Regions from separate parts of the Homo sapiens genome. Here region 2 is linked to region 1. Evidence: read pairs that join two places in POLR2A ChIA-PET (ENCODE). Cell type or tissue: HepG2. All regions are shown on one strand. Each heading gives the region's core, and the rest is flanking DNA. Links, peaks and the distances in the headings are about the cores only. Region 1 overlaps PHACTR4 (phosphatase and actin regulator 4). Region 2 overlaps PHACTR4 (phosphatase and actin regulator 4).

Region 1 (12,656 bases), core at 1,473-9,472:
TAACAAATCTTTCCCTACCCATCCCTTCCCATTATCTCTCCCAGCCTCTAGTAGCCTCTGTTGTACTTTTTACTCCTATGAGATCAACTTTTTTTTAGCTTCTATGTATGAGTGAGAACATGTGGTGTTAAACTTCCTGTTCCTAGCTTATTTAACTTAAAATAATGTCCTTAGTTCCATCCATGTTGCTGAGAATGACAGGATTTCATTGTCTTTCTTTCTCTCTCTCTCTTCTTTCTTTCTTTCGTTCTTTCGTCTCAACTCTGTCACCGAGGCTGGAGTGCAGTGGCGCGATCTCGGCTCACTGCAACCTCCACCTCCCAGGTTCAAGCAATTCTCCTGCCTCAGCCTCCCGAGTAGCTGGGACTACGGGTGCACACTGTCATACCCAGCTAATTCTTTTTTTTTTTCTTGAGACAGAATCCCACTCTGTCACCCAGGCTGGAGTACAGTGACACAATCATAGCTCACTGCAGCTTCAGCCTCCTAGATTCAAGCGATCCTCCCCCCTCAGCCTCCTAAGTAGCTGGGACTACAGGCACATGCCACCACACCTGGCTAGTTTTTTTTATTTTTTGACGAAACGAGGTCTCACTCTCTTTCCCTGGCTGGTCTCAAACTCCTGGACCTGGACTCAAGTGATCTTCCTGCCTCAGCCTTCCAAAGTGCTGGGATTACAGTTGTGAGCTAGTACACCTGGCTCATTCTTTTTTATGGCTAAATAGTATTCCATTTTGTATATATACCACATTTTCTTTATCCATTCATCTGTTGTTGAACACCTAGGTTGATTCCATATCTTGGCTGTTGTTGAGTAGTACTACAGTAAACATGGAAGTGCAGATATCTCTTCAGTATAATGATTTCCTTTCCTTTGGATATATTCCCAGTAATGGTATTGCTGGATCATATGGTAGCGCTATTTGTAGTTTTTCTTTCTTTTGAGGACCCTCCATACTGTTCCCCATAGTGGCTATACTAGTTTACATTCCCACCGACAGTGTATAGTGTTCCCTTTACTCTGTACCCTCACCAGCACTGGCTACTTTTTGTCTTTTTGATAATAGCCTCCTAACTGGGGTGAGATGATACCTCATTGTGGTTTTGATTTGCATTCACCTGATGATTTGTTATGTTGAGCATTTAAAAAAATATATTTGGCTTTTTTTTTTTTTTTTTTTTTTTTTTTTTTGAGACAGAGTCTTGCTCTGTCGCCAGGCTGGAATGCAGTGGCGTGAGCAGTCTTGGCTCACTGCAACCTCCGACTCCCTGGTTCAGGCTGTTCTCCTGCCCCAGCCTCCCGAGTAGCTGGGATTACAGGCACGTGCCACCATGACCAGCTAATTTTTGTATTTTTAATACAGACAGGGTTTCACCATGTTGGCCAGGATGGTCTTGATCTCCTGACCTTGTGATCCGCCCACTTCAGCCTCCCAAAGTACTGGGACTACAGGCATAAGCCACAGCCCTTGGCCTATTTGGGCATTTTTATGTCTTCTTTTGAGAAATGTCTCTTCAGATCATTTGGTCTTTCCCATTTTTATATTATTTATTTTTTTATTTTTATTATTATTATTTTTTGAGACAGAGTCTCGCTGTGTTGGCCAGGCTGGAGTGCAGTGGCGCGATCTCGGCTCACTGCAAGCTCCACCTCCCGGGTTCACGCCATTCTCCTGCCTCAGCCTCCCAAGTAGCTAGGACTACAGGCGCCTGCCACCGCACCCAGCTAATTTTTTTTTTTTTTTTTTGTATTTTTAGTAGAGACGGGGTTTCACCGTGTTAGCCAGGATGGTCTCGATCTCCTGACCTCGTGATCCACTTGCCTCGGCATCCCAAAGTGCTGGGATTACAGGTGTGAGCCACTGCGCCCAGCCTCCCATTTTTATATTATTTAACTATTTATTTATTTATTTTATTTTTTTGAGGCAGAGTCTTTCTCTGTTGCCCAGGCGGAGTGCAGTGGCACGATTTCAGCTCACTGCAACCTCCACCTCTCGGGTTCAAGCAATTCTCTGCCTCAGCCTCCTGAGTAGCTGGGATTACAGGCGCCTGCCAGCATGCCCGACTAATTTTTGTATTTTAGGTAGAGACGGGGTTTCACCATCTTGGCCAGGCTGGTCCTGAACTCCTGACCTCATGATCCACCTGCCTCAGCCCCCCAAAGTGCTGGGATTACAGGCGTGAGCCACCTCACCTGGCCATATTTAATTATTCTTTTTTAAGACAGAGTCTCGCTATGTTGCCCAGGCTGGTCTTGAACTCCTGGGCTCATGCGATCCTCCCACTTTGGCCTCCCAAAGTGCTAGGATTACAAACATAAGTCACTGCACCCAGCCCTTCCTAATTCTAATTAGAAGGACCAAAGATTTTTAATAAATTCTCTCCAACCATTTGGCTTGGAACTTTCCTTCTCTGTCTTTCCATTTTACCTCTCTTTTTTTTTCCTTTTTGCCCCTTCATTTACCCTAATTCACTAATTAACTTTTCCCCCCACTTTTCTTTTGCATAATAATATATTGCTATAAAAGATACTGTATGTTCTCTTTCCTACATTCCTTTTCCATAACCATTTGATTTATTTTCTCTGAAACTTGGAGTTATGGGGTTCTCACCCTTATGATACTGGAAGCAGTTTTGGGGAACGTGATTTGGAAATATATCATCCCCCATCTCTACAAAAAAAATGTAACAATTAGTCAGGTGTGGTGGTGCACACCTGCAGTCCCAGCTGTTCAGGAGGCTGAGATGGGAGGATCACTTGAGCCCAGGAGGTTGAGGCTGCAGTGAGCCATGATCATGTCACTGCACTGCAGCCTGGCTAACAGAGCGAGACTGTGTTTGAAAAACAAAAAAGAAAGGAAAAGAAATATATTATCACTTAGAGGCAAAATCCTAAGGAGATTGCAGGATGAATAAAATTTAACATAGCTACATAACAACAATAAAACTGGAGTAAATAATAGGTTAATTTAAAATAAAGTACTTCATGAGATTTTGGAGAAAAAGGCTTAGTAGTATTTGGTTATCAGAATTATAAAGACATTTCTCATACCTGTCTGCTGTTTATCTAACAGTAAATGCTTTCTTTTAAAAAAGGAGAAACAGGCATACTTTCCTCATGTAATCCAGTGTTCAGGAGGAGGTGGCAATATAGGGGTCTGTCATAAACTCCTTAAAAGATTCTCTGTTATCAAATTTGGACTACCAACCAAAACTTATTGATCCCTCTCTCTGCTCCAGTGGATTTTCTAAATAGGCCATTAATAAGGTTTGGATCTAGGTCCCCAACCAGATCCCATGTTAAATTGTAATCCCCAGTGTTGGAAGTGGGACCTGGTGGGAGGTGATTGGGGTGGATTTCTCACGAATGGTTTAACACCATCCACTTAGTACTGTCCTCAAGATAGTAAGTTCTCATGAGATCTGGTCATTTAAAAGTGTGTGGAGGCTGGGTGCAGTGGCTCATGCCTGTAATCCCAGCACTTTGGGAGGCCGAGGCAGGTGGATCATGAGGTCGGGAGTTCAAGACCAGCCTGGCCAACATGGTGAAACCCTGTCTTTACTAAAACTACAAAAATTAGCCGGGCATGGTGGCGTGTGCCTGTAGTCCCAGCTATTCAGGAGGCTGAGGCAGGAGAATCCCTTGAACCCTGGAGGCGGAGGTTGTCGTGAGCCAGGATTGCGCCACTGTACTCCAGCCTGGGCAACAGAGTGAGGCTCCATCTCAAAAAAAAAGAAAAGTGTGTGGCACCTGCCCCCTTGCTCTCTTGCTCCTGTTCTGGGCCATGTGACGTGTCTACTCCCCCTTCATCTTCCACCATGATTGTAAGTTCCTGCAGCTTCCCCCGAAGCCAGGCAGATACTAGCATCATTCTTCCTATACAGACTGCAGAAACATGAGCCAATTAAGCCTCTTTTCTTTATAAATTACCCAGTCTCAGGTATTTCTTTTTATTTATTTATTTATTTATTTATTTAGATAGAGTCTCACTTTGTTGCCCAGGCTGGAGTCCAGTGGTGCGATCTCAGCTCACTGCAACCTCTACCTCCTGGGTTCAAAGTAATTCTCCTGCCTTGGCCTCCTGAGTAGCTGGGACTACAGGCGCGTGCCACCAAGCCTGGCTACTTTTTGTATTTTTAGTAGAGACGGGGTTTCGCCGTATTGGCCAGGCTGGTCTTGAACTCCTGACCTCAGGTGATCCTCCTGCCTTGGCCTCCCAAAGTGCTGGGATTACAGGTGTGAGCCACTGTACCTGGCCTCAGGTAATTCTTTATAGCAATGCAAGAATGGACTAATAGACCTATTATCACAACCTACATATGTATTTCCTCTTTCTTTTTTCTTTTTTTTTTTTTTGAGACAGTCTCACTCTGTCGCCCAGGCTGGAGTGCAGTGGCACGATCTCGACTTACTACAACCTCTGCCTCCTGGATTCAGGTGATTCTCCTGCCTCAGCCTCCCAAGTAGCTGGCATTACAGGTGCCCACCACCATGCCTGGCTATGTATTTCGTCTTTCTACTTGCAAGTAAACTTTGGAAAGTTTGAAGTTTTTTTTCCATGAGTGAATAGCTTATATTCTGGCCCTTCACTATAAAAACATACCCTTAACCTGGAATTTTTTGTCAGAACAGTGTGCACATTAAGTTGCCAGTGGTAAAGCAACTTCACTTCTTGATACAATCATAGGCAGAAAACTATTTTTCCAGAGGTAGAATCTCAGACATAACTGTACCTGCAAGTTCAGAGAGAGACCTTCCACCTGACTATCTTCTCCTGACGGCTTTACCGAGTTCTTTCTAATTCCCAAGGGTCAGATCTATGCAATATTTCCACAGGAAGTTGTGGGCCTTCTCTATACAAAGCCTGCTTTGTTCATTAGTGGCAGGTTTATTTTCTGTAATTTTGCCGAAGTTTTCTGAAACAGTTGTTTAAAGCCAATAATAATCCTCTTTTAGAAGGCAAAAATGAATAAGTACAGTAGTGTAAATACCATAAATGAATGTTCTACGTTTACAATGTTCTGATACTGTGAAAAGGTTGTTTATAGCAAATCTGTTTCCAGCTAGGTGGGCTTAAAAACAGACTAAACCATTATATTATGAAGATATTTGGTACTTCTTCACAGTGAAGTATGTATACCTTGTTGAATAAAATCATACATTAAAATTTTGGACAAATAGGCTGGGCACGGTGGCTCATGCCTGTAATCCTAGCACTTTGGGAGGTCGAAGCGGATAGATCACTGTTGGCCAGGCTGGCTGGAACTCCTGACCTCAGGTGATCACACCATTGCACTCCAGCCTGGGTGACAGAGCAAGACTTTGTTTCAAAAAAAAAGAAAAGAAAAGAAAGGAAAGGAAAGGGGAAAGGAAAAAGGAAAGGAAAGGAAAGGAAAGGAAAGGAAACCTGATAAGGTGGCCGGGCGCTGTGTCTTATGCCTGTAATCCCAGCACTGTGGGAGGCCGAGGAGGGCGGATCATGAGGTCAGGAGATCGAGACCATCCTGGCTAACACAGTGAAATCCCATCTCTACTTAAAAAAAAAAAAAAAAAAAAAAATTAGCTGGGCATGGTGGTGGGCGCCTGTAGTCCCAGCTACTTGGGAGGCTGAGGCAGGAGAATGGCGTGAACCCGGGAGGTGGAGCTTGCAGTGAGCCGAGATCGTGCCACTGCACTCCAGCCTGGGCGACAGAGCGAGACTCCATCTCAAAAAAAAAAAAAAAAAAAAAAAACCTGATAAGGTGTAAAACATACAGAGAGTTCATACAGATCCAATAACTTTGTTACTTATTACCAAGTCAAGTAAAGCGGGGGGCGGGGGTGGGGGGACAAGGCATGGTAGCTCACACACTTTGAGAGGCTGAGGCAGGAGGATTGCTTGAGACCAGGAGTTCGAGACCAGCCTGGGCAACATAGCGAAACCTGATCTCTACTAAAAAAATTAGCCAGATAAGGTGGTCTGCACCTGTAGTTCTATCTTCTCAGAGGCTGAGGCAGGAAGATTGCTTGAGCCCAGGAGTCCAAGGTTGCAGTGAGTTATGATCATGCCATTGTATTCCAAGCTGGGTGAAAGAGTGAGACACTGTCTCAAAACAAAACAACAACAACAACAACAACTGGCTGTGCCAGGTGCAGTGGTGCACCCCTAGAGCCCCAGTGACTTGAGAGGCTGAAGCAGCAGGATTGCTTGAGACCAGGAGTTTGAGGCTGCACTGTGCCATGATCGCGCCCATTAATAGCCACTGTACTCTAGCCTGGGTAACATACCCCATATCTAAAAAATAAAAATATATATGTATAATAAAATAAATAATTGGTTGTAAATCTAATTCTAAAATTAACATTATCTTTGACCTAGGGCATATTGTTTAATCCTGTTTTATCTCATATCTCCATCAAGTTATGCAGGTATAATATGTATCTATAGCAAATAGTTAATGAATACTTTATCCGAAGATGAAAGGTGCTAAGTGGTTTTTATAAATATCATACATTTATTTAAAAATCACAGCCAATGGCCCAGTGCTGTGGCTCACACCTGTAATCCCAGCACTTTGGGAGGCCAAAGTGGGTGGATCACCTGAGGTCAGGAGTTTGAGACCAGCCTGGCCAACATGGTGAAACCCTGTCTCTACTAAAAATACAAAAGTTAGCCAGGCGTGGTGGTGGGCACCTGTAATCCCAGCTACTTGGGAGGCTGAGACAGGAGAATCCCTTGAACCCAGGAGGCAGGGGTTGCAGTGAGCTGAGATCGTGCCATTGCCCTCCAGCCAGGGTGACAGAGTGACACTCTGTATAAAAAAAAAAAAAATCACCCCTGAAATTCATATGAAACAACTACACTTGCACTTAAAAACTTCAATTAAATATTTACTAGGAAAAATATGGTGGTTGAAGAAACTACTAGAACTCTGCATAATTAATGATGTAAGAAACAAGCCTATGATATGTGAGGTGCTACAACTTGAATGAGGGAGTAAGTAGTTTAAATACCAGGCCTGGTTTCAGGGTACTACTCAAACAGGAAACTCCAAACTGTAATTTGGTTAGTTATCTTCCACTCCCAGCCTCCACCCCCTCCAAAAAACACCAAGACTGTCAACTCTGTGACGTGCTTTCCTAATGGCCTGTAGCTACATGACTCAAAGAAAAAGGTGTTTTCTTTGGAACACACAATTGTAAAACTATACCCAGCATCCTACACCCTGATTTCTGGCAAACAAAGGAAAACTACCTTTTTTTTTTTTTTTCACTCATAGAAAACAGAATGGGGCCATAGGCCATTTAAAATGCCATAACTAGTTTAAACAGAAACAACAGTCTATCCAAATGTGACTGCATGCCTATATGTTCTCTGTCAAATTGGAAATTAGAGGGAGCATTTTATAAAATCAGATGCTGAGAACAAAGATTTATGTGCAGAATTGGCGTATGAACAGTTTCAGGCCCATCTTTCTTAGTCCTTTATTAGTATAAAACAAATTTGGGTGTACTTATATAATTTTTTAAAAAACAGTGATGATTTCTGGATACCTGAGTATATTTTTTGTTTTTGTTTTTTTTGGTTGTTTGTTTGTTTGTTTTGAGGCAGGTTCTCCCTCTGTCACCCAGGTTGTAGTACAGTGGTATGATCACAGCTCACTGCAACCTCAACCACCTGAGCTTAAGCAGTTCCCTCGCCTTAGCCTACCGAGTATCTGGGACTGCAGGTGCATGCCACCACGCCCAGCCAATTGTTGTGTGTGTGTGTGTGGTTTTCGTTTTGTTTTGTTTTTGAGAGGGAGTCTTGCTCTGTGGCCCATGCTGGAGTGCAGTGGAGTTGTCTCAGCTCACTGCAGCCTCTGCCTCCCGGGTTCAAGAGATTCTCATGCCTCAGCCTCCCCAGTAGCTGGAACTACAGGCATGTACCACCACACCCAGCTTTTTTTTTTTTTTTTTTTTGTATTTTTAGTAGAAACAGGGTTTCATGTTGGCCATGCTGGTCTCCAACTCCTGACCTCAAGTGACCCGCCCACCTCGGCCTCCCAAAATGCTAGGATTATAGGCACGAGCCACCGCACCCAGCCTAATTTTTGTATTTTTGTAAAGATGATGTCTCAGTATGTTGCCCAGGCTGGTCTTGAACTCCTGGGTTTAAGCAATCCACCCACCTGGCCTTCCAATGTGCTGGGATTACAGGCGTGAGCCACTGCATCCAGCCTACTCTTTGTTCTGTAATGTATTCATCTGTCAGTTTCTCTTTGTTTCTATTACAGTTTCTAAGCATTGCAATTGAATCCTCCTGTCAAACAGAAATTCATACTAAGAAGCTTGAAGCTTGAACTATTGTAGCAGGATTTTTTTTTTTTTTAATTTTAGATACAGGGTATTGCTGTGTTGCCCAGGCTGGAGTGCAGTGGCTATTCACAGGTGCAATGATACATATCACAATACAGCCTCAACTCCTAGACTCAAGCAATCTTCCTGCCTCAGCCTCCTGAGTAACTAGGACAACAGGTGCGCATCACTGTGCCCTGCCCAGTGTTATTGTAGCAGTTTTAGAGATAAATGGCTTAATTAGATCTAATCAGCCACTGCTATGAAGCACTTATGCATTAATTTTTTTCTTTGAGACAGGGTCTCACTTGTTGCCCAGGCTGGAGTGCAGTGGCACAATCACAGCTCACTACAGCCTCAACCTCCTCAGATCAAAGGATCCTCCTGCCCCAGCCTCCCAAGTAGCTAAGACTATAGGCAAGCACCACACTTGGCTAATTTTTTTTTTTTGTAGAGGCAGGGTCTCCCTATGTTGCTCAAGCTGATCTTAAACTCCTGGGCTCAAGTGATCCCCACTACCTCGACCTCCCAGAGTGCTAGGATTAAAAGCATGAGCCACCATGCCTGGCAAATTTATGCATTCTTCAAAACTCTTTATTATACAGCTAAAACACTTTTACCTGGCATATTTAGATCTTCATTAAATTTGGTTTCTAGCTCCTTTAGCACAATATTTTACTTGTGGCAAACTAGGAGAATATACTTAAAAGAACTCTTAGAATCCAGATTACAGTTGACCTTTAAACAACACAGGTTTCAACTGTGTGGGTTCTTATGTGTGGATGTTTTTCAATAAATGTATTGACAGATTGTTTGGAGATTTACAACAATTTGAAAAAAAAAACTCACAGGCAGACCAGATGTGGTGGCTTTTGCCTGTAATCCCAGCACTTTGGGAATCTGAGGCAAGAGGATTACTTGAGGCCAGGAGTTCAAGGTCGACCTGGGCGACATAGTGAGACCCCATCTCTACAAAAAATTAAAAAATTAGCCAGGTGTGGTGGCACATGCCTGTTGTCCCAGCTACTCAGACAGCTGAGGTGGGAGGATCACTTGATCCCACCAGGAGTTGGAGGCTGCAGTGAGCTCTCATCTCACCACTGCACTCTAGCCTGGGCAAGAGTGAGATGCTGTCTCAAAAATTTTAAAAAGAGGCTGGGCACAATGGCTCATGCCTGTAATCCCAGCACTCTGGGAGGCCAAGGTGGGTAGATCACTTTAGATCTGGAGTTCAAGACCAGCCTGGCCAACATGTTGAAACCTCATCTCTACTAAGATTAGCTGGGCGTGGTGGTACACGCCTATAGTCCCAGCTACTCAGGAGGCTAAGGCAGAAGAATCACTTGAACCTGGGAGGCGGAGGTTGCAGTGAGCCAAGATCACACCACTGCACTCCAGCCTGGGAGACAGAGTGAGACTCCATCTCAAAAAATAAAAAATACAAACAAATAATAAAAATAAAAATAAGTCCGGGCACAGTGGCTCACGCCTGTAATCCCAGCACTTTGGGAGGCCAAGGTGGGTGGATCACTTGAGGTCAGGAGCTCGAGACCAGCCTAGCCAACATGGCGAAACCCTATCTCTACTAAAAATACAAAAGTTAGCCGGGTGTGGTTTTGCGTACCTGTAATCCCGGCTACTTGGGAGGCTGAGGCAGGAGAATCGCTTGAACCCAGGAGGCAGAGGTTGTGGTGAGCCGAGATCACGCCATTGCACTCCAGCCTGGGCAACAAGAATGAAACTTTGTCTCAAAAAAATAAATAAATAAAAATAAAAATGAATTAAATTAACTAGCATATACTGTACTGCTGTAATTTCATAGCCACCTCCTATTACTATTGAAGTGAGCTCAAGTATTGCCAGTATCCACTTAAAATGCTGTATGATGCTAATTTTCTAGTGAGCAGTTCTTCATAGCTTAGTGCAATATCATAAATCTTGAATAACACCACGGGACCTACAACACGTGCCACTAATGATACTGGAATTGCTCTTAAGAAGCAGAGAAGAGTCATGACATTATAAGAAAAAGTTGAAAACGAAAAAAAGAGAAAACACAAGGAAAAGTTGAATCGCCTGATGTGATGCATACCATAGATTGAGGTCTGTAGCTGCAGTTGCCTGCCATTTTTATAAGTATATATACATAGGTGGTGGCTGGGCTGGGGAAATGGCGGCTTCACGAGAGAGTGGGACTTGGGCAGCAGAGGCAGCACAGTGGATGCATTTCTGACCTTCTACAGTGAGGTGAAACAAATAGAGAAGAGAGACTCGGTTCTAACATCCAAAAATCAGATTGAAAGATGGACCCGTCCTGGTTCCTCTTACTTCAATTTGAACCCATTTGAGGTTCTTCAGTTAGATCCTGAAGTTACAGATGAAGAAATTAAAAAAAGAGGTTTCAGCAGTTATCCACATTGGTGCGTCCTGACAAAAATCATGATGCTGACAGAGCACAAAAGGCTTTTGAAGCTGTGGACAAAGCATAAAAGTTGCTACTGGATCAGGACCAAAAGAAGAGGACCCTGGATGTAATTCAGGCAGGAAAAGAATACATGGAACACGGCCAGGCACGGTGGCACACGCCCGTAATCTTAGCACTTTGGAAGGCCAAGGTGGGAGGATCCCTTGAGCTCAGGGGTTTGAGACCAGCCTGGGCAAGATAGCAAGACCTTGTCTCTATTAAAAAAAAATTTTTTTTTTAATTAGCCAGGTGTAGTGGCACACGCTTTTAATCCCAGCTGCTCTGGAGACTGAGGCCAGAGGATTGATTGAACCCAGAAAGATAAAAAAGTCCATTCAAAAGGAAGATATAATAACTCTAAATTTGTATATACCTCATAACAGCTTCAAAGTATATAAAGCAAAAATTAATAGAACTAAGAGAGAAATCACTTTGTCTTTTTTTTTTTTTTTTTTTTTTTTGAGACGGAGTCTCGCTCTGTCGCCCAGGCTGGAGTACAGTGGCGTGATCTCGGCTCTCTGCAAGCTCCACCTCCCGGGTTCACGCCATTCTCCTGCCTCAGCCTCCCTAGTAGCTGGGACTATAGGCACCCGCCACTGCGCCCGGCTAATTTTTTGTATTTTTAGTAGAGATGGGGTTTCACCATGGTCTCGATCTCCTGACCTCGTGATCCGCCCACCTCGGCCTCCCAAAGTGCTGGGATTACAGGTGTGAGCCGCCGCGCCCGGCCATCACTTTCATAATTAGAGATGTTAACATACCTCTCTCAGTTACTGATAGAGCAAACAGACAACAAATCAGAAGGGATCTTAATGATTTGTATATGATTAACCACCTTGACCTAATTGGCATATTTAGAACACCATACCCAACAATTGCACAATACACTTTCCAATAACACATAATTGGAGATAATGTATTATAAATTTGGGAAGAAACAACTGTAAGCTTCTGTTGTTTATTTGCAACTTGGACCATATTTGAGATATATAGGAAAAGCATTAAATATAAATGGCCTAAACACTCCAATTATCCTACCACGTTGGGAGACTGAGGTGGAAGGACCACTTGAACCCAGCAGTTTGAGACCAGCTCAGCTCACTGTAACCTCCACCTCCCGCATTCAAGCCATTCTCCTGCCTCAGCCTCCCAAGTAGCTGGGATTATAGGTGCCTGCCACCATACTCAGCTAATTTTTTTTTGTTGTTGTATTTTTAATAGAGACAGGGTTTCCTCATGTTGGCCAGGCTGGTCTCAACCTCCTGCCCTCAAGTGATCCACCTGTCTCGGCCTCCCAAAGTGTTGGGATTACAGGCATGAGCCACCGCATCTGGCCTCATTTTTCTTTTTCTTTTTCTTTCTTTCTTTTTTTTTTTTTTTTTTTTGAGACAGAGTTTTGCTTTCACCCAGGCTGGAGTGCAGTGATGTGATCTTGGCTCACTGCAACCTCCGCCTCCCAAGTTCAAGATTCTCCTGCCTCAGCCTCCCGAGTAGCTGGGATTATAGGCGTGTACCACCACACCCAGCTAATTTTTGTATTTTTAGTAGAGACGAGGTTTCACCATGTTGGCTAGGCTGGTCTCAAACTCCTGATCTCAGGTGGTCTGCCTGCCTCGGCTTCCCAAAGTGCTGGGATTACAGGCATGAGTCACCATGCCTGGCCCCTAATTCATTTTTCTTCAACAAAGAAGCAGCCTATAGCCAGAAAATGTCTGCCTCTGTCTCTTTTAACCTCCATGAGGTTTCCAGATAATAATCTGGTATTGGGTTTAACACACCTGACTGACCTTAGGACCCTAGGCTGACCTGGAGAGATTTTTTAAAACAGATTCTGAAAGTCCTACCTCCTGGAGATTCTGTATTTTGAAAAGGCAA
Region 2 (12,949 bases), core at 3,171-11,170, 69 kb before region 1:
GTGAGTGAGGGTCTTTTGTGTTTTCCTGGCTATAGTTTGAAGAAGCAACCACAGAATTGCTCTAGTTTTAATAATAAACTGGTTGGGCGCGGTGGCTCACACCTGTAATCCCAGCACTTTGGGAGGCTGAGGCAGGCAGATCACCTAAGGTCAGGTGTTCGAGATCAGCCTGGCCAACATGGTAAAATCCCATCTCTACTAAAAATATAAAAATTAGCCAGGTGTGGTGGTGGGCATCTGTAATCCCAGCTACTTGGGAGGCTGAGGCAGGAGAATCACTTGAACCTGGGAGGCGGAGGTTACAGCGAGCTGAGATTGCGCCACTGCACTCCAGCCTGGGCGACAGAGGGAGACTCAGTCTCAAAAAAAAAAAAAAACACAGAAATAATAAACTAAGAAACAGCAGTTACTATTGACTATTGCTTAATTGTACAAACATGACAATTTTCTCAATATTATTTATTTTTATGATTATTATTATTTTTTTGAGGCAAGGTCTTGTTCTGTCCCCCAGGTGGAGTAAAATGCTATGATCATGGCCCACTGTAGCCTCAACCTCTTGGGCTCAAATGATCCTCCCACTTCAGCCTTCTGAGTAGCTGGGACTACAGGTGCACACTACCACACTTGGCTAATTTTTTAATTTTTTTGTGGACACGAGGTCTCCCTGTGTTGCCCAGGATGGTCTTGAACTCCTGGACTCAAGCAGTCCTCCTACCTTAGCCTCCGAGAGTGCTGGGATTATAGGCGTGAGCCAGTGTGTCTAGCTATATATTTATTCATTTATTTTGTTTGTTTTAAACATAATTTTTTTTTTTGAGATGGAGTTTCACTCTTTTTGCCCAGGCTGAAGTGCAATGGCACGATCTTGGCTCACTGCAACCTCTGCCTCCCGGGTTTAAGTGATTCTTCTGCCTCAGCCTCCTGAGTAGCTGGGATTACAGGCATGTGCCAACATGCCTGGCTAATTTTGTATTTTTAGTAGAGACGGGAATTCACCATGTTGGCCAGACTGGTCTTGAACTCCTGACCTCAGATGATCCGCCCACCTCAGCCTCCCAAAGTTCTGGGATTACAGGCGTCAGCCATCACGCCTGGCCCATAATTTTATAATTTTTATAGAGACAGGTCTCGCCATGTTGCCCAGCCTGGTCTCAAATTCCTTGGCTCAGGCGATCCTCTCACCTCAGCCTCCCAAAGTGCTGGGATTACAGGCATGAGTCACCATGCCCGGCCTCCCAGTACCATTTTTTAAACAAATTAATACACATTGTGTCATTTAATCCTCACTACAGTTCTGTGAGATGGTTGTTACTCTCATTTTACAGCTGATAAAGCCTAGCCTCTAAAATGTTGAAGTGACTTGCCCAAGGTTATAGTTAACCCAGGTAGGAAATATCAGAGTAAACCATACTTCAAATCTAGTCCTCTTTCAGTTACCTCACACTTATTACAGCTACTAATCTTAGCAGCACCAACAGCTTTAATTTGCTAAAATCTAAATATTGGAGAAAATGGAAAATATTTTCCAATTAAGGCAAATTGATTTACAAGGAACTGGAATTTCTGGAACCATAAACAATGAGTCTTTCTCTTAAATTATATTGAACATTGGTCCCATTACTTTGTCTTCTCATATGCTGTGATTACCTTGTGCCTAGGCAGAATGGCAGTTTTATGCAACGCTCAAAAAGTGGTGAGTTACTCAGTTTTGGTTCCCCCTAATCTTTGCTATAAGGTTTATTAAATATGTTGGAGAACATAAATACAATAGCTTTGGCTGCTGAAACTAACATTGAAGACAGAACCAAAATTAAGATACTGTACTTTTTTAGTCAGACCATCGGGACTCAAGAGAATGCTCTCTCTAGTTTCTGCTTTTAATAAAAACTTTTAATCAGTTTCAAACCTGCAGTTAAGTCTTGGATTTATGTTAGTACATGCCATGAATGTGACATCAGAAACAGAAACCTATTTCACCTCCCTTACTTATTAGGTAAAATGCATAACATGCCAATGGAATTGAGTCAATACAATTATGTAGTCTAGCCTTTCTAACTGGTAGTAGCCTGTTTGAAATCTTTTATTATTGCATTATAATGGGAAAGAACTTTTTTTCCTTGTGCTTTTGCTGTTGGTTTACTTCATTTCCAAAACCATCTGTTCATTCAGTCAACAAATACGGAAAGTCTGTTATATTCTAGGCACTGTTGTAGACATTGAGGACAAAACAGTGAAAACAAGTATTTTCCCTCTTGGGGTTTACCTACTGATTAGGGTTGGCTGGGAAGAGGAAGGAGTCTGACAGTAAATAAGCACTAAATAAATAAAATTCCCTCATATAACTGCAACCTTGAGCAACTCAACCTCTTTGAGCTTTAGTTTTCTTGTCTTTAACATGGATGTAATTGATTCCTGCTCTTCCTATCTTGTGGATTGTTTCTAAGAGGGAGTAGAATAAGTATTTGGATACATTATTCGCTTCAAATTCCTGTAGCAAGTTATTTTTACTACTATTAGAAGAAGAGGCCCAGCACGGTGGCTCACGCCTGTAATCCCAGCACTCTGGGAGGCCAAGGCAAGCAGATCACTTGAGGCCAGGAGTTCGAGACGAGCCTGGCCAACATGGCGAAACCCCATCTCTACTAAAAATAAAACAATTAGCTGGGGGTGGTGGCCCATGCCTGTAGTCTCAGTTACTTGGGAGGCTGAGGCATGAGACTTGCTTGATCCCAGGAGGCAGAGGTTGCAGTGAGCAGAGATTGTGCCACTGCACTTCAGCCGGGGTGACAGAGCAAGATTCCATCCTCCCACCACCCCTGCCCGCCCCCACCCACCCCCCCAAAAAAAAAACAAAAGAAAAGAAAACAAGGAGCATTGGAAGAAGATTATTTATAAAGAGAGAGGCTGGGCCCAGTGGCTCATGCCTGTAATCCCAGTGCTTCGGGAGGCTAAGGCAGGAGGATCACTTTATGTTTATCCCAGGAGTTTGAGACCAGCCTGGCAACATAGCAAGACTTTGTCTCTACAAAAAAAAAAATTAAAAATCAGCCAGGCATGGTAGTGGACATCTGTACTCCCAGTTACTCAGGAAGCTGAGATAGGAGGATCACTTGAGCTCCACGGTTTGAGGCTGCAGTGAGCTATGATTGTGCCACCACACTACAGCCTGTGTGGCAGAGCTGGAGACCCTGTTTCAAAAAATAAGTAAATAAGTAAAATAGGAAAGAGAGAAGGGAATGGATGGATTCTTTATTCTGAGGGAGCTCTAAAGTCCTGTTGTAAAACTTTCACAATCGGCCAGGCGCGGTGGCTCACGCCTCTAATCCCAGGACTGTGGGAGGCCGAGGTGGGTGGATCACCCGAGGTCCAGAGTTGGAGACCAGCCTGACCAACATGGAGAAACCCCGTCTCTACTAAAAATACAAAATTAGCCAGGCGTGGTGGTACACGCCTGTAATTCCAGATACTTGGGAGGCTGAGGCAGGAGAATGGCTTGAACTCGGGAGGCGGAGGTTGCTGTGAGCTGAGATCACACCATTGCACTCCAGCCTGGGCAACAAGAGCGAAACTCCATCTCAAAAAAACAAACAAACAAACAAAAAAAACTTTCACAGCCGTGTCTTCACAGGGGCTACCATAACCAAATTATGTAGACCTTTTTCTTTTCTCTTCTTTCTTTTTCTTTTTTTTCACTGCTGTGGTCCCAGCTACTCAGGAGGCTGAGGCACAGGAATCACTTGAGCCTAGGAGGTGGAGGTTGCAATGAGCCAAGATTGTGCCACTGGACTCCAGCCTGGGTGACAGAGTGAGACCTTGTCTCAAAAAAAAAAAAAAATTGAGACAGAGTCTTACTCTGTCACCTAGGCTGGAGTCCAGTGACATGATCAGGGCTCACTGAACCCTTGACCTCTCTCCCAGGCTCAAGCACTCCTCCCACCTCAACCCCCTGAGTAACTGGGACTACAGGCATGCACCACCATGCCTGGCTAATTTTTTCTTTTTTTTTTTTTTCTTTTAGTAGAGACAAGGTCTCATTATGTTGCCCAGACCAGTCTTGAACTCCTGAGCTGAAGCGATCCACCCGCCTTGGCCTCCCAAAGTGCTGGGATTACAGGCGTGAGCCACTGCGCTGGGCCTATGTAGACCTTTTAATTTTTTTTTTGAGACGGAGTCTTGCTCTGTCGCCCAGGCTGGAGTGCAGTGGTGCAATCTCGGCTCACTGCAAGCTCCACCTCCCGGGTTCACGCCATTTTCCTGCCTCAGCCTCCCAAGTAGCTGGGACTATAGGCGCCCACCACCACACCCGGCTAATTTTTTTGTATTTTTAGTAGAGACAGGGTTTCACTATGTTAGCCAGGATGGTCTCAATCTCCTGACCTCGTGATCCACCTGTCTCGGCCTCTCAAAGTGTGGGGATTACAGGCGTGAGCCAGCGCGCCCGGCCTTAATTTTTTTTTGAAATGAGTTTTGCTCTTGTCACTCAGGTTGGAGTGACAGTGTGATCTCAGCTTACTGCAACCTCTGCCTCCCGGGTTCAAGCGATTCTCCAGCCTCAGCCTCCCAAGTAGCTGGGATTATAGGCGCTCACCACCATGCCCGGCTAAATTTTGTATTTTTAGTAGAGACAGGGTTTCGCCATGTTGGCCAGGCTGGTCCTGAGGTTCCAAACTCCTGAACTCAGGTGATCCACCTACCTTGGCCTCCCAAAGTGGTAGGATTACAGGCGTGAGCCTCCGCACCCAGCCTTTTTTTTTTTTTTTTTGTAGACGGGAGTCCTGCTCTGTCACCCAGGCTGGAGTGCAGTGGCGTGAACTCAGCACACTGCAACCTCCGCCTCCTGGGTTCAAGTGATTCTCCTGCCTCAGCCTCCTGAGTAGTTGGGGTTACAGGCGTGCACCACTATGCCCTGCTAATTTTTTTTTTTTTTAGTAGAGATGGGGTTTCACCATGTTGGCCAGGCTGGTTTTGAACTCCTGACCTCAAGTGATCCGCCCGCCTCAGCCTCCCAAAGTGCCAGGATCACAGGCATGAGCCACCACACCCAGCCCATCAAAGCTTTTTGAAATGATCTGTAGGCCAGGAGTGGTGGCTGCGGCCTGTAATCCTAGGATCATGAGGCCACAAGGTGGAGTTCAAGACTAGCCTGGCCAACATGGCAGAACCCTGTCTCTACAAAAACTACAAAAAAGTTAGCTTGGCATGTGGCACGCTTCTATGAGTCCCAGCTACTCTGGAGGCTGAGGTGGGAGGATTGCCTGAGCCTGGAAGGTTGAGGCTGCAGTGAGCCGTAATTGCGCCACTGCACTCTAGCCCAGGTAGACAGAGTGAAAGACCATCTCAAAAAAAAAAAAAAAATTGCTTACTATCTTGATGGTTGGTGAGAGGGTTTAGAGAAGGTATTTATGTACTTGTTAAAAATTTTTGGCCAGATGTGTTGGCTCACGCCTGTAATCCCAGCACTTTGGGAGGCTGAGGCGGGCGGATCACGAGGTCAGGAGATTGAGACCATCCTGGCTAACACGGTGAAACCCCGTCTCTACTAAAAGTACAAAAAATTATCCGGGCATGGTGGTGGGTGCCTGTAGTCCCAGCTACTCGGGAGGCTGAGGCAGGAGAATGGCGTGAACCTGGGAGGCACGGCTTGCAGTGAGCCAAGATTGTGCCACTGCGCTCCAGCCTGGGTGACAGAGCGAGACTCCATCTCATAAAAAAAAAAAAAAAAAATTTGGCCAGGCGCAGTGGCTCACACCTGTATTCCCAGCACTTTGGGAGGCTGAGGCGGGTGGATCACCTGAGGTCAGGAGTTCGAGACCAGCCTGGCTAACATGGTGAAACCCCGTCTCTACTAAAAAAAAAAAAAAATTGGCTGCGTGTGGTGGCAAGTGCCTGTAATCCCAGCTACTCAGGAGGCTGAGGCAGGAGAATCCCTGAACCCGGGAGGCGGAGGTTGCAATGAGCCAAGATCATGCCATTGCACTCCAGCCTGGGTGACAGAGTGAGACTTCATCTCAAAAAAAAAGAAAAAAGTTTTTTTTTTAACCATTTTTTTGTTTTTCTTTCTTTCTTTCTCCCCCCAGCCCCCCCCCCCTTTTTTTTTAACAACCCAAGGGCACAAGGGGGAAAAAATAGAGGAAGTATTTAGAATGTTTTGTTTTGTTTTGATTTTAAGGATGGGAGAGGTTTGACATGTTTGAAGGGAAAGGGAAAGCAGCCAGCAGAGAGGCAGATATTGGAGATGTGCACAGAGAAAATGTAGATAATGAAGAAGTCTTAGGAGGAAATAGAATGAAAAGCTCATGAAACAGTAAACTTTGAAGAGGAATATGAAGAAATAAAGGGTGAGAGAAGATATATTTGGAAGTGGTGGACATGGAAGGTGAAATAAGAGTAGTTGTTACCAGTTGATTACTGTTATTACCCAGGCACTGATCTAGGTTTATTTATTTTTATTTTTATTTATGTATGTATTTATTTTTTTAAGACAGAGTCTTGCTCTGTTGCCCAAGCTGGAGTACAGTGGCACAGTCATGGCTCACTGCAGCCTCAACTCCCCTGCTGGGCTCAAGCAATCTTCCTGTCTCAGCCTGCTGAGTAGCTGGGACTACAGGCATACCGCCATGCCTGGCTAATTTTTGGGTTTTTTGTAGCGATGGGATTTCGCCACATTGCCTAGGCTGGTCTTGAACTCCTAGGCTTAAGCGATCTTCCTGCCTGGGCCTCCCAAAGTGCTTGAATTACACGCATGAGCCACCATGGCCAGCCTATAATTTCTTTCTTTCTTTTTTTTTTTTTTGAAACAGAGTCTCAGTCTGTCACCCAGGCTGGAGTGCAGTGGTGCGACCACAGCTCACTGCAACCTCTACCTCCTCAGGCTCAGGTGGGTGATCCTTCCACCTCAGCCTCCCGGGTAGCTGGGACTATAGGTGCGGGCCACCACGCCAGGCTGATTTTTTAAAATTTTTGTAGAGATGGGATTTCGCCATGTTGCCTAGGCTGGTCTTGAACTCCTGGTCTCAAGTGATCCATCCACCTTGGCCTGCCAGAGTGCTAGGATTACAGGTGTGAGCCCCTGTGGCTGGCCCTGGCCTATAATTTCTTTTCTTTTTTTTTTTTTTGAGATGGGGTCTCGCTCTGTTGCCCAGGCTGGAGTGCAGTGGCACAATCTCGGCTCAGTGCCAGCTCCGCCTCCCGGGTTCACGCCATTCTCCTGCCTCAGCCTCCCGAGTAGCTGGGACTACAGGCGCCCGCCACCACACCCGACTAATTTTTTGTATTTTTAGTAGAGACGGGGTTTCACCGTGTTAGCCAGGATGATCTCGATCTCCTGACCTCGTGATCCGCCCGCCTCGGCCTCCCAAAGTGCTGGGATTACAGGTGTGAGCCACCGCGCCCAGCCTATAATTTCTTATATTCCATAATTGTAAAATTATTTTTCCATAAGTGGAGTAAATATTATATTCTCAACTTGTGTTTCTATTATCAACTTTTTTTTAACTTTTGGACAGACTAATTTAGATGTGTGGGATAAAAATGTTATTCTGTGTTTTTTTAAATGTAACTTTTTTTTTTTTTTTTTTTTTTTGAGACGGAGTCTCGCTCTGTCGCCCAGGCTGGAGTGCAGTGGCGCGATCTCGGCTCACTGCAAGCTCCGCCTCCCAGGTTCACGCCATTCTCCTGCCTCAGCCTCCCGAGTAGCTGGGACTACAGGCGTCCGCTACCACGCCCGGCTAATTTTTTGTATTTTTAGTAGAGACGGGGTTTCACTGTGTTAGCCAGGATGGTCTCGATCTCCTGACCTCGTGATCCGCCCGCCTCGGCCTCCCAAAGTGCTGGGATTACAGGCGTGAGCCACCGCGCCCGGCCTTAAATGTAACTTTTATGTTCAGAGATATATGTGCATGGTTTGGTATACAGGTAAACTTGTATCATGGAGGTTTGTTGTGTATATTATTTTGTCACTCAGGTATTAAGCCTAGTGCCCATTAGTTATTTTTCCAGATCCTCTCCCTGCTCCCATCCTCTACTCTCCAATAGGCACCAGTGAGTGTTGTTCCCCTCTGTGTCCATGTGTTCTCATCATGCAATATTTGGAACATGTGATATTTGTTTTTCTGTTTCTGCATTAGTTTGCTAAAGATAATGGCCTCCAGCTCCACCCATGTTCCTGCAAAGGACATGATCTTGTTGTTTTTTATGGTGGCATAGTATTGCATGGTGTATACATACCACCTTTTCTTTATCTAGTCTACTTTTGATGGGCATTTAGGTTGATTCCGTGTCTTTGCTGTTGTGAATAGTGCTGCAGTGAACATATGTGTGCATATGTCTTTATAATAGAATGATTTATATTCCTTTGGGTATATAACCAGTAATGGGATTTCTGGGTTGAATGGTATTTCTAAGTCTTTGAGGAATTGCCACACTGTCCTCCACAATAGTTGAACTAATTTATACTCCCACTGACAATGTATAAGCATTTCTTTTTCTCCACAATCTCGCCAGCATTATTTTTTGAATTTTTTTTTTTTTTTTCCGAGACAGAGTCTTGCTCTGTCACCCAGGCTGGAGTGCAGTGGAGTGATCTCGGCTCACTGCAGCCTCTGCCTCCCGGGTTCAAGCAATTCTCCTCTCAGCCTTTCCAGTAGCTGGGATTACAGGCCCACACCACCACGCCCGGCTAATTTTTGTATTTTTGTAGGGACAGGGTTTCACCATGTTGGCAGTCTGGTCTTGAAATCCTGACCTCGTGATCTGCCCGCCTCGGCCTCCTAAAGTGCTGAGATTACAGCCGTGAGCCACTGCGCCTGGCCTTTTTTTTTTTTTTGAGACGGAGTCTTGCTCTGTCACCCAGGCTGGAGTGCAGTGGCGTGATCTCAGCTCACTGCAACCTCCGCCTCCCGGGTTCAAGCGATTCTCTTGCCTTAGCCTCCCGAGTAGCTGGGACTACAGGTGCATGCCACCACGCCTGGCTAATTTTTTGTGTTTTTAGTAGAGACGCAGTTAAACCATGTTAGCCAGTATGGTCTCGATCTCCTGACCTCGTGATCCGCCCGCCTCAGCCTCCCAAAGTGCTGGGATTACAGGCATGAGCCACTGCGCCTGGCCTGGCCTATTTTTTTACTTTTTAATACTAGTCATCCTGACTGGTATAAGATGGTATCTCATTGTCATTTCGATTGGCATTTCTCTAATGGTCAGTGATGTTGAGCTTTTTTCATATGATTGTTGGCTGTATGTATGTCTTCTTTTGAAAAATGTCAGTTCATGTCCTTTGCCGACTTTTTTCTTGTTTCTTTTTGAGACAGAGTCTTGCTCTGTTGTCTAGGTTGGAGTGCAATGGCACAATCTTGGCTCGCTGAAACCTCTGCTTCCCAGCTTCAAATGATTCTTGTGCTTCAGCCTCCTGAGTAGCTGGGATGACTACACCACCACGCCAGGCTAATTTTTGTATTTTTAGTAGAGATGAGGTTTCAACATGTTGGCCAGGCTGGTCTCGAACTCCTGGCCTCAAGTGATCCACCTGCCTTGGCCTCCCAAAGTGTTGGGATTACAGGCGTGAGCCACTGCGCCCAGCCCTTTGCCTACTCTTTAATGGGGTTGTTTAGTTTTCTTCTTACAAATTTGTTTAAGTTCCTTGTAGATGCTGGATATTAGACCTTTGTCAGATGCATAGTTTGCAAAAATTTTCTCCCATTCTGTAGGTTGTTTGTTCACCCTGTTGATAGTTTCCTTTTCTGTGCAGGAGCTCTTTAATTAGACCCCATTTATCAATTTTTGCTTTTGTAGTAATTGCTTTTGGTGTCTCTGTCATGAAATTTTTTTTTTTTTTGAGACAGAGTCTCCCTCTGTTGCCCAGGCTGGAGTGCAGTGGCACGATCTTGGCTCACTGCAAGCTCCGGCTCCTGAGTTCACTCCATTCTCCTGCCTCAGCCTCCCGAGTAGCTGGGACTACAGGCGCATGCCACCACGCCTGGCTAATTTTTTGTATGTTTAGTAGAGACAAGGTTTCACCGTGCTAGCCGGGATGGTCTCGATCTCCTGACCTCGTGATCCGCCCGCCTCAGCCTCCCAAAGTGCTGGGACTACAGGCGTGAGCCACCGCGCCCGGCCTATCATGAAATTTTTGCCCATTTTTATGTCCAGAATGGTATTGCCTAGCTTGTCTTCCAGGGTTTTTGTAGTTTCGGGTTTTACATTTAAGTCTTTAATCTGTCTTAGGTTAATTTTTGTATATAGAGTAAGGAAGGGATCCATTTTCAATCTTCTGCATACTAGCCAGTTATCCCAGCACTGTTTATTATTATTAATTTATTTATTTTTAGACAGAGTCTCGCTCTGTTGCCCAGGCTGGAGTACAGTGGCACGATCTTGGCTCACTGCAACCTCTGCCTCCTGGATTCAAGTGATTCTCCTGACTCAGCCTACTGAGTAGCTGGGACTACAGGCCCCGCCACCATGTCTGGCTAATTTTTGTATTTTCAGTAGAGACAGGGTTTCACCATGTTGGTCAGGCTGGTCTCGAACTCCTGACCTCAAGTGATCCACCCACGTTGGCTTACCAAAGTGTTGGGATTACAGGCATGAGCCACCGCGCCTGGCCTCGTGCACCATTTATTGAATGGGGAATTCCTCATTGCCTATTTTTGTCTGGCTTATCAAAGATCAGATACTTGTAGGTGTGTGGCCTTTATTTCTGAGTTCTCCATTCTGTTCTATTGGTCTATGTGTCTTTTTTTGTACCAGTACCATGCTGTATTGGTTACTGTAGCCCTGTGGTATAGTTTGATGTTGGATAGCATGATGCCTCCAGCTTTGTTCTTTTTGCTTAGGATTTCCTTGGCTCTTTTGGTTCCATATGAATTTTAAAATAATTTTTTTTTCTAGTTTTATGAAGAATGTCAATAGTATTTTAATAGGAATGGCATGGAATCTATACATTTCTTAGAGCAGTGCGGCCCTTTTAACAATATTGATTCTTCCTATCCATAGGCATGGGACGTTTTTCCATTTGTTTGTGTCATCTCTGATTTCTTTGAGCAGTGTTTTGTAGTTCTCTTTGTAGAGATCTTTCACCTCCCTGGTTAGCTGTATTCCTAGGTATTTGTGTGTGTGTGTGTAGCAGTCGTGAAAGGGATTGTGTTCCTGATTTGGCAGTCAGCTTGACTGTTGTTGAGGTATAGGAATGTTAGTGATTTTTCACGTTGATTTTGTATCCTGAAATTTTGCTGAAGTTGTTTATCAGCTTAAGGAGCTTTTGTGCTGAGACCATGAGGTTTTCTGGATACAGGGTCATGTTGTCTACAGACAAAGATAGTTTGACTTCCTCTCTTCCTATTTAGATGCCCTTAAATACCTACTTCATTGAATTTTTAACGTGCAGTGGTATTGAATTTTATCGAAAGCCTTTAATGCATCTGTTGAGATAATCATGTGGTTTTTGTCTTTAGTTCTGTTTATGTGATGAATCATATTTACGAATTTGCATATGTTGAACCAACCTTGCATCCCAGGGCTAAAGCCTACTTGATTGTGGTGGGTAAGCTTTTTGATGTGCTGCGGATTTGATTTGCCAGTATTTTGTTGAGGATTTTTGCATTGATATTCATCAAGAATGTTGACCTGAAGTTTTCTTTTTTTTGTTGTGTCTCTGCCAAGTTTTGGTATCAGGATGATGCTGGCCTCATAGAATGAGTTAGGAAGGAGTCCCTCCTCTTCATTCTTTTGGAATGGTTTCAGCAGGAATGGTACCAGCTCTTCTTGGTACATCTGGTAGAATTCAGCTGTGAATCCATCCGGTCCTGGGCTCTTTTTGGCTGATAGGCTATTTATTACTGACTCAGTTTCAGAGCTCGTTATTGGTCTGTTCAGGGATTCAATTTCTTCCTGGTTCAGTCTTGGGAGGGTGTATGTGTCTAGGAATTATCCATTTTTTCTAGATTTTCTAGTTTATGTACATAGAGGTGTTCATAATATTATCAGATGGTTATTTGTATTTCTGTGGGGTCAGTGGTAATAGCCCCTTTTCATTTCTGATTGTGATTATATTTGAATCTTCTCTCTTTTTGTCTTTATTAGTCTAGCTAGCAGTCTGTTGTATTACTTTTTTCAAAGACCCAACTCCACCAGGCGCAAGGGCTCATGCTTGTAATCCCAGCACTTTGGGAGGCCAAGGTGGATGGATCCCTTGAGGCAAGGAGTTTCAGACCAGCCTGGCCAACATGGCAAAACCCCATCTCTACTAAGAATATAATTAGCCATGCATGGTGGTGCACACCTGTAATCCCAACTACTTGGGAGCCTAAGGCATGAGAATCGCCTCAACCTGGGAGGTGGAGGTTGCAGTTAGCCAAGACTGCACCTCTGTGCTCCAGCCTGGACAACAGAGTGAGACTCTATCTCAAAAAATAATAACAAATAAATAAATAAAATAAAACAAAAAACCCAAATCCCTCCTGGATTTGTTGATCTTCTGAATGAGTTTTCAGTGTCTCAATCTCCTTCAGTTCAGCTCTGATACTGATTATTCTCTTTTGCTAGCTTTGGGATTGATTTGCTCTTGGTTATCTAGTTCTTTTAGTTGTAATGTTAGGTTGTTAAATTGAGATCTTTGTAACTTTTTGATGTGGATACTTAGTGCTCTAAATATCCCTCTTAACACTGCCTTAGCTGTGTCCCAGAGATTCTGGTATGATATATCTTTGTTTTCATTAGTTTCAAAGAACTTCTTGATTTCTGCCTTAATTTCATTATTTACTCAAAAGTCATTCAGGGCCAGTAACAGTGGCTTATGCCTGTAATCTCAGCACTTTGGTAGGCCGAGGCAGGTGGATCACCAGAGGTCAGGAGTTTGAGACCAGCCTGGCCATCATGGTAGAACCCCATCTCTACTAAAAATTCAAAAATTAGCCAGGCATGGTGGTGCATGCCTATAGTCCTGGCTTCTTGA

Evidence for each region. Peaks named below come from ENCODE experiments on the same cell type or tissue, not always from the same donor. Only the 100,000 strongest peaks of a DNase experiment are listed, where the experiment ranks them.
Region 2: POLR2A ChIA-PET joins it to region 1 with 10 read pairs; 8 of 35 experiments call an interaction of 5 or more read pairs at or near these places.

The regions. Positions count from the first base shown.
Region 1 is chr1:28,443,053-28,455,708 of GRCh38, forward strand. The region is part of intron 2 of PHACTR4 (phosphatase and actin regulator 4); the gene reads left to right. Among named protein-coding and RNA genes, the nearest start is that of SNHG3, 57 kb to the right of the region's middle. RefSeq lists a silencer at 7,721-7,770. In HepG2, for the core only: no CTCF peak of the experiment used is centred there; a DNase peak (open chromatin) is centred at 4,829.
Region 2 is chr1:28,372,490-28,385,438 of GRCh38, forward strand. The region is part of intron 1 of PHACTR4 (phosphatase and actin regulator 4); the gene reads left to right. Among named protein-coding and RNA genes, the nearest start is that of PHACTR4, 9.2 kb to the left of the region's middle. In HepG2, for the core only: no CTCF peak of the experiment used is centred there; DNase peaks (open chromatin) are centred at 3,252 and 3,932.